Regions from separate parts of the Homo sapiens genome. Here region 2 is linked to region 1. Evidence: read pairs that join two places in POLR2A ChIA-PET (ENCODE). Cell type or tissue: CD4-positive, alpha-beta T cell. All regions are shown on one strand.

Region 1 (4,000 bases):
GACAAAGTTTAACTGGTGGTCAGGTGAGTTAAATAGAATATGGATTGCCTGCAGCACGATTTAAGTTAACTATTGCCCCCAAAACATCCCAAGTTTACTTTCAAAACATCTACCAACTAATTTCCAAAACAGATGCACCCTATCTGATAAAACTTAGGCTGCAGCAGCCAAATGCCCTGCACTTCTTTCTTGATTTCTTGATTTGCTTTATGATTGGCATAAGCTCCTCCCCCTATTCCTCTTATATACCCCTTCCTCCCCAACTCTAAACACATTCACATATACACCTTCAGCCTGGAAGCCCCTGTAACAATATTAGCTCCTCAGTGGAAAGAAAATGAAAAACAATTTCAGGCTTACCTTTAAATTCCTGATTTTTGCCACTTTGCCATCAACTTCCACAATAATTCTTCCCCCTTCTTTGGTCTCCCTAGAAACAAGACCCAAGCTCAGAAGAAATGTTGTTTTTAAAATCAAGAAAAAAGAGCCTAAAACCAGTGCTAGTGGGACAAAATATTTCCCTACTGCTGTACCCTTAAGAGAAGCGTCTGTCTCCATAAATGGCTATAAGCGTCGCATCAAGCAGTCCCCTAGCTGGCATGCTTCCCTGGATCTTTACAATTTGGCTCTGCAACAGCTCACATTCACATTTAGTACCCTCTATGTGTAAGGCACTTTATTAGGGGCACTACATATTGTTCTTCATCTTACGCTATCCTCCTACGTATCCTCCTGACATAGCTTGCTAACATATCATTTTTACAGGCAGAGGACTAAAGCTGAGAGAAATTATGTAACTTGTCCAAGGTCACACAGCTATCAGTGGCAGAGCTAGGATTTAAACTCATATTTGTCTGACCAGGAAGCCTAGGCTCTGAATTATACCTTAGAAGTCAGGCTTAGAAACCCTAGAGAGTGCGGGGAGCAGTGGCTCACACATACAATCCCAACTACTTGCAAGACTGAGAGGCAGGAGGACTGCTTGAGCCCAGGAGTTCAAGGCTGCAGCAAGCTATGATCACGATGCTGCACCCCAGCCTGAGTGACAGAGCAAGATCTCATCTCTCAAAAGAAAAGAAACTCTAGAGAGCATCCTTGGCCCAGCATATAACACGGCATCATCTCTCATTTTCTCCAGCATTTTGGGCATGGATATTGACAAAAAAAAAGTATTGGAATCCTCTCTGCTGAGACCCTGAGAATATATTTCTCAAATCCTTTCTTTATATCTTCTTAAATCAGAAGCAGGGCCAAGCTCCTCAAGAATCTTCCTATGTTGCAGTTATGTGGTAATACTGCTAACAACTAAACAATCTCTACACTCACTTTAATGGGCTTAATCCAGATGACCCACATACCTGATACCTATCCTTTTTCATAATATGAAAAGCCACAGCTAAAGTACTCATGACCAAAATGTTAACAGATGAGAATTAATTAGAACATCCTCCACTACAAACAATAAAAGTTATCAATTAAATTACTCCTAGCCTAGAACCTGAAAGTTGAGACAATACCTTCAGTCTTATTTTTTATCCTTCCTCAGGCTTCCCAGGCTATGACCTAGAGGACTGGGGGTAGGAGAAACACAGTGAGACAGGGGTCTTTAGATTTAATTTTGTTTATTGATTTATTTAGAGACAGGATCTCACTCTGCTGCCCAGGCTGGGGTGCAGTGGTGCAATCATAGCTCACTGCAGCCTCAATTTCCTAGGCTTAAGCATTTCTTCCACCTCAACTTCCCAAGTAGCCAGGATTACAAGCACTTGCTACCATGCCCAGCTAATTTTTTTGTTGTTGTTGTTGTTGACGACACAGATTGGTATTGAACTCCTGGGTTCATGCGATTCTCCTGCCTCAGTCTCCAAAAGTGCTGGGATTACAGGCATAAGCCACACTGCCTGGCCCCTTGTAAAACGTTTAAAAACCAGACAGCCAAGCACAGGGGTCTGAGGAATAAAGATTGTTGTAATGTATTCTTTTATCAAATGTTCATAAAAACTATTGAAGTAGTTATCCCTATTTTACAGACTTAAAAACAAAAAACAAAAAAAGCTATGTAGGTTTCCTGTCATCGTGGTCGTCGCCGCCGCTGCTGCTGCTGCTGAGGCTGCTGGCGAGGCCCGAGGATCGGCTGGCGGCAGGGGCGGAGCCAGACGAGGGAACTAGAGGAAGCGAGCGAGGAGTGCGCAGAGCTCGCTTTTCCACCCGCCCTAGGAGCTGGAGCAGACCGGCCCGGCGCCGCCGCCTACCCGCCACACAAAGCCCAGAGCCCGCGTCCACAGCCATGTCCTCCTCCGCTGGCAGCGGCCACCAGCCCAGCCAGAGCCGCGCCTTCCCCACCCACACCGTGGCCATCAGCGACGCCGCGCAGCTACCTCTTGACTATTGCACCACGCCCGAGGGGACGCTCTTCTCCACCACACCAGGAGAAACTCAAATCATTTATGATAGAAAGTTTCTGTTGGATCTTCGCAGTTCTTCCATGGCTCAGACCCCACCTGCCATCTGCCCAATATCCCGGGAGTCACTAGCCCTGGCACCTTAACTGAAGACTCCACAAGTAGAAGTCAATAATTTGAACAACTTGAACAATCATGACAGGAAACATGCAGCTGGGGGGTGATGCTCAGTTGGAGATGGGCATCTGACTCTCCTGCAAGGATTAGAAGAAAAGCAGCAACACTGGTACCTGTGTGCACCTGATTTGGCCAATAGGATCAACAGTGAAAAGACAGAAGAGGCAATACCAGCAGTCCCCATTACAGTCTCCGTCTCCCACTCTTCCTCTGGGTGCCAAATGATGGGAAGATGAGCTTCATCTGACCATTTCTTCTCCCTGTCTCCTGTCCCCCTTCCCAGTTAAACAAGTTAGATTGAAGGCCCTTGGTGTATTTCTGTAGCGCTAAGCAGTCCTTAGAGGAAAACAGTTAAACTCTGGCTTTCCTAGTTTTTTTTTTAGACAAAGTCTTGCTCTGTTGCCCAGGCTGGAGTGGAGTGCAGTGGCATGATCTCTGCTCACTGCAACCTCTGCCTCCCGGGTTCAAGCGATTCTCCTGCCTCAGCCTCCTGAGTAGCTGGGACTACAGGTGGCCGCCACCACGCCGGGCTTTTTGTATTTTTTAGCTGAGACGGGGTTTCACCATACTGGCCAGGCTGGTCTCGAACTCTTGACCTTGTGATCCTCCTGCCTTGGGCTCCCAAAGTGCTGGGATTACAGGCGTGAGCCACCACGCCTTCTAGTTGTTTTTTTTTATTGAGAGCCACCCTCATACCCCTCATTTTTGTTCCAAATCAAATACCAACCTACAACTGCCTGGCTTCTTGTTGTTGTGCTTGGGAAGAAATGGGGAAGTCTGAGGAAGGGATACAGAGGCTTGGTGGGCCTAACACCATTCATGTTCCTTTGTATCCCACCTATGGTTCAGTGTTGCAAGATTCTGGGCTTGGGGTCTTTAAAACTAGCAGGGGGGAATGATAAAAAAGAGAGCTGCTTTTCCTTTTACCTTGAGGTATTTGTCCCTTGGGACAGAGCACAGTTTGTGCAACTCTGGTAGCATTACCCTGTGACACTGTTTTGAGGTCCTCTTCCCTTCTTTCCTCTGGGAGGAATGTCTTCTGTCTTTGGTATTATAGTTCATCTTCCCATTCTTTTACTTAGCACATTTGTGCAGGTATTTTTAACTCTGTACATCAGAAGAGAGCCCTTGATAACCAGTCTTGCTCTTCTTCTGCCATTCCTCCCTGCTTGCATCTTGTTGCTGGCAGAGTCCTCTTGTACTTCAAGAAAGTGAAGTGATTTTGTCTGCTCCTAGAGCAGGTCCACACCAAGTAATAGAGGCACTTTAGCCTCCACTTGGTGGGTAACGCCTGATCATAGTATTGTGTCAGATAATGCCTAAGAATGACCTCTGAAGAGTGTTGACCCATTTGAGTACCCAGTCTCAGTAGTCATTTTTAAGTCCAGTGAGCATTGTGATAGTTGTTCTCAGATTGCAGT
Region 2 (4,000 bases), 800 kb after region 1:
ATTCTCCTCCCTCAGCCTCCCGAGTAGCTGGGACTACAGGTGTGCGCCACCACGCCCAGCTAATTTTTGTACTTTTAGTAGAGACGGGGTTTCAGCATGTTGGCCAGGATGGTCTAGATCTCTTGACCTTGTGATCCACCCGCCTCGGCCTCCCAAAGTGCTGGGATTACAGGTGTGAGCCACCACGCCCGGCCCAGCTAATTTTTTTAAAAAAGCTTTTAGAGATGGGATCTTGCTATGTTGCCCAGGCCAGTCTTGAACTCCTGGCCTCAAGTGATCCTCCCGCCTCAGCCTCCAGAGTAGCTGGGGTTACAGGCCCAAGCCACTGTGTCCAGCTCATATTAACTCTTGAGAAGCTCTTTTCACTAGCCAGTTCTAGGTTTGTCATGAGGCAGTATCTCAGTGACAGCTGCTGTACGGGCCTTACAAGAGAACCCAAAGCAGCCTGGAGAAAGAACATCATAAGCAGAAAGGACATGTTGAGAAAAGTCAGCAGCAGGTTATTATGTTATATGAAAACAATCATGGCATACAAAGATACTGTGCCCTCTCAAACAGAAGCCAACCAATGAATGTCAGGGTAATGGAGGTAGGCCTGCATGTTACAAGTTTAGTCCTGACAAGCAGCTGCTTGCTTTTCTCCAAAGCAGTAGCGTAGAGGTGCAAGAATCAGAGTTTCTTTTTTTTGAGACGGAGTTTTGCTCTGTCACCCAGGCTGGAGTGCAGTGGCGCGATCTCGGCTCACTGTAAGCTCTGCCTCCCGGGTTCACGCCATTCTCCTGCCTCAGCCTCCTGAGTAGCTGGGGCTACAGGCACCCGCGACCACGCCCAGCTGATTTTTTGTGTTTTTAGTAGAGACGGGGTTTCACCATGTTAGCCAGGATGGTCTTGATCTCCTGATCTCGTGATCCACCCGCCTCGGCCTCCCAAAGTGCTGGGATTATAGGCGTGAGGCCAAGAATCAGTTTCTGAGCATGCTCCCAGCTACGCGCCCACAACTGCAAACTGCCTATGGGCTGTTCTCCATCCAATCCATCTGGCTTGGGGCTCCCTCTGCTCAGGACAAACTGAGGGAGTACAGGGAAGCAGAGGCCTTTAGACCTCATACTTTTGCACCTATAATGTTATCACAATGCCTATTTGAGATAAGAAATAAAAAGAACAGACATTCGAGATTAGGCAAGACAAGGTACTTGCTCAAAGAACTTTGCAACCTGGAGCCAGCATGGCCACATGGAGTCAGGCAGGCAAGTGACCTCATTTCTGCTCATGTTCAAATTAACTCATCAACCAACTGTCATCATCCAGGTCAGCCTGGACATGGGACATTTTAAGTCCATTTTTTCCCAACTGGAAGAGGTATTTCCACCAGCTACTCTCCACAGCTTCAAAAACAAGGTCAGTTGTATGCTAACAAGAGATAACAAAACAGTGGAATTCAGAGGAAAACAGGGAGAGACCTGAAAGAGCACCTCAAGAGCATGAGCTACAAAATCAACCAGCCAACAAAGAGCACAACAGTTTGAAGCCCCATGATACCCACACACAAAAACAACCAAGGCATCCGTCGGTCTGCCCTTCACTCCCCAACCAATCCCAAGAGAGAAGCAGCAACCGCTTGTGGCTTCTGGTCATCTGGAACCACACAGCTGCACCCTGCCAACCTGACATTCACATACCCACAGAACCAAGGTTGCACAGTTTCTGACAAGAACAGGCAGCAGAAACAAAAGTTCAGGAAATCTGGAGCTGGAGGTGGGAAGAGGAGTAAGGATATAGATGGACAAGGGTTACTGAGTGATGGATCTAAAATAATAGTCTGAGAAATTCATTAAATTGACTTTTATAAGGAATGTTGGGGACAAAGTATTTTTTTTTTAAGGAACTGTCCCTTTTTTTTCCCCCTCTTTGGGAACTGTCCCTTTTTCTAAGCTGAGTGCATGATGTGCCCTTTGACTATGGCAATACTAGGCACACTTCTGCAGTCAGTGCCATGCTGTGCACATGAAGGCTCCCTGGGAGGAATGCAGAATAAAGATTAAGTGTGGGCCCTGGAGTTCAGAAAGCCTCTATTTGAATTCTTGCTTAGCCACTCACTGGCTATGTAACTACCAGCTACTCACCTGACCTCTCTTATCATTAGTTTTCTTAACTACAAAATGGGGTGGTAATAGTATTTATGGTAGACTTCTGTAAAACTTGAATAAGATAGTATATGTAAAATGCTTAGCACAGTGCCTAGTACATCCTCACCCACCCTGATGACAACATTCGCATCACGTCCCTCAGAAACTGCCAATACCTTACCATTGTTCTATTTTTTCACTTGGGCAGTGGTTACACGGGGAAATCATTTATCATTATTTATAATACAATATTATATTTGTACACTCTCTTAATGTCTGTTGTATTTCATAATTTTTTTTTTTTTTTTTTGAGACAGAGCCTCGCTATCTCCCAGGCTGGAGGGCAGTGGCGCGATCTCAGCTCACTGCAAGCTCCGCATCCCGAGTTCACACCATTCTCCTGCCTCAGCCTCGCGAGTAGCTGGGCCTACAGGCGCCCGCCACCACGCCCAGCTAATTTTTTTTTTTTTTTTTTTTGTATTTTTAGTAGAGACAGGGTTTCACCGTGTTAGCCAGGATGGTCTCGATCTCCTGACCTCATGATCCGCCCGCCTCGGCCTCCCAAAATGCTAGGATTACAGGCATGAGCCACTGCGCCCGGCCTGTATTTCATAATTTTTTAAAGTCTTGTTTTCTTAAGTGCTAGCATCTGTAACAGCATCAGCCAAACTTATGAAGAAAAGACCAGAAGAGCCACTAAAGGAAGATGGGTCTCAAAGGCTGATGAGAACTGTGATAAATAAGGAGCAACACTCAAATCCTGAACCACCAAATAAACTTTCTTCTCAGGATTTCTCCAAAAGAACATTTGACAAAGTGGAAAAAAAAAAATCAGCCATATGGTTTCACAAAGGGTTGTTCTAAGATCTTCAAGTAAATTAAAATCTCAATTATAAACAGAGGGGCAGACAGTTTTTGTTTGTTTTTAAGATGGGGTCTCACTCTGTTGCCCAGGCTGGAATACAGTGGTGCCATCATAGCTCACTGCAGCCTCAAACTCCTGGGCTCGAGCAATCATCCCGCCTCAGCCTCCTAAGATGCTGGGGCTATAGGTGTGCACCACCATGCCCGGCATAGCAGGGAAAGGAAAATATCTTTAGCTTCATTACAGTTTTAGGAGGAGAGATAAGGCATATAAACTTTAAAATCCCAGCAAGAAAAAAAAAAAAACAAAAAAACCCACAGCATTGTTTTACCAAATAGGGAAGCAACCAAAAAAAGCATTGCACACTTTTGGAGGCCGAGGCAGGCAGATCACTTGAGGTCAGGAGTTCGAGACCAGCCTGGCCAACATGTTGAAATCCTGTCTCTACTGAAAAAACAAAAAGTAGCCAGGCATGGTGGCACATGCCTGTAATCCCAGCTACTCGGGAGGCTGAGGCAAGAGAATCACTTGAACCCGGGAGGTGGAGGTTGCAGTGAGCTGAGATCACGCCACTGCACTTCAGCCTAGGTGACAGAGTGAGACTCTGTCTCAAAAAAGAAAAAAGGAAAAAAAAAAAAGCAAAAAAAAAGCATTGCAAACATTGTGACAAAATGAGAGGGGGGAATTTACTCCCTTGAAATCTAGGAGGAGCTATCCATACTGTAAACTCATTCTTCTGTTAAGTGTCCTTCAAAACCAGAGGAAAATAATGTGACCAATGAAGAAGCACTGGACCTGTTGCTATAACTGTTGAAAGGAAGGAAGGAAGGATTTGGAAAATCTGGACATTCAAAAATACCAACGCTAAAAATCCACACTACCCAGTCTGGCTGTCATACTCACTTTTATTTCTTGCCTTCCTCACCAACTTTTTTTTTTTTTTTTAAGGTAACAGAAGTTAAAGTAAAATCCACAAATGGGGTAATAAACACCCAAGAAGGTAGGCAGG

Evidence for each region. ChIA-PET counts read pairs that join two places held together with the same protein. Peaks named below come from ENCODE experiments on the same cell type or tissue, not always from the same donor. Only the 100,000 strongest peaks of a DNase experiment are listed, where the experiment ranks them.
Region 2: POLR2A ChIA-PET joins it to region 1 with 5 read pairs; 3 of 35 experiments call an interaction of 5 or more read pairs at or near these places.

Annotation. Positions count from the first base shown.
Region 1 is chr15:42,579,776-42,583,775 of GRCh38, reverse strand. STARD9 (StAR related lipid transfer domain containing 9) reads right to left here. Exons shown (of 33, transcript NM_020759.3): 2 at 361-430. It also overlaps the pseudogene EIF4EBP2P2. Among named protein-coding and RNA genes, the nearest start is that of STARD9, 6.2 kb to the right of the region's middle. RefSeq lists enhancers at 1,953-2,002, 2,423-2,592. In CD4-positive, alpha-beta T cell, no CTCF peak of the experiment used is centred here; a DNase peak (open chromatin) is centred at 2,155; H3K4me3 peaks cover 1,072 bases; H3K27ac peaks cover 914 bases.
Region 2 is chr15:41,780,696-41,784,695 of GRCh38, reverse strand. All of the region lies in intron 2 of MAPKBP1 (mitogen-activated protein kinase binding protein 1), which reads right to left. Among named protein-coding and RNA genes, the nearest start is that of MAPKBP1, 8.2 kb to the right of the region's middle. In CD4-positive, alpha-beta T cell, no CTCF peak of the experiment used is centred here; no DNase peak of the experiment used is centred here.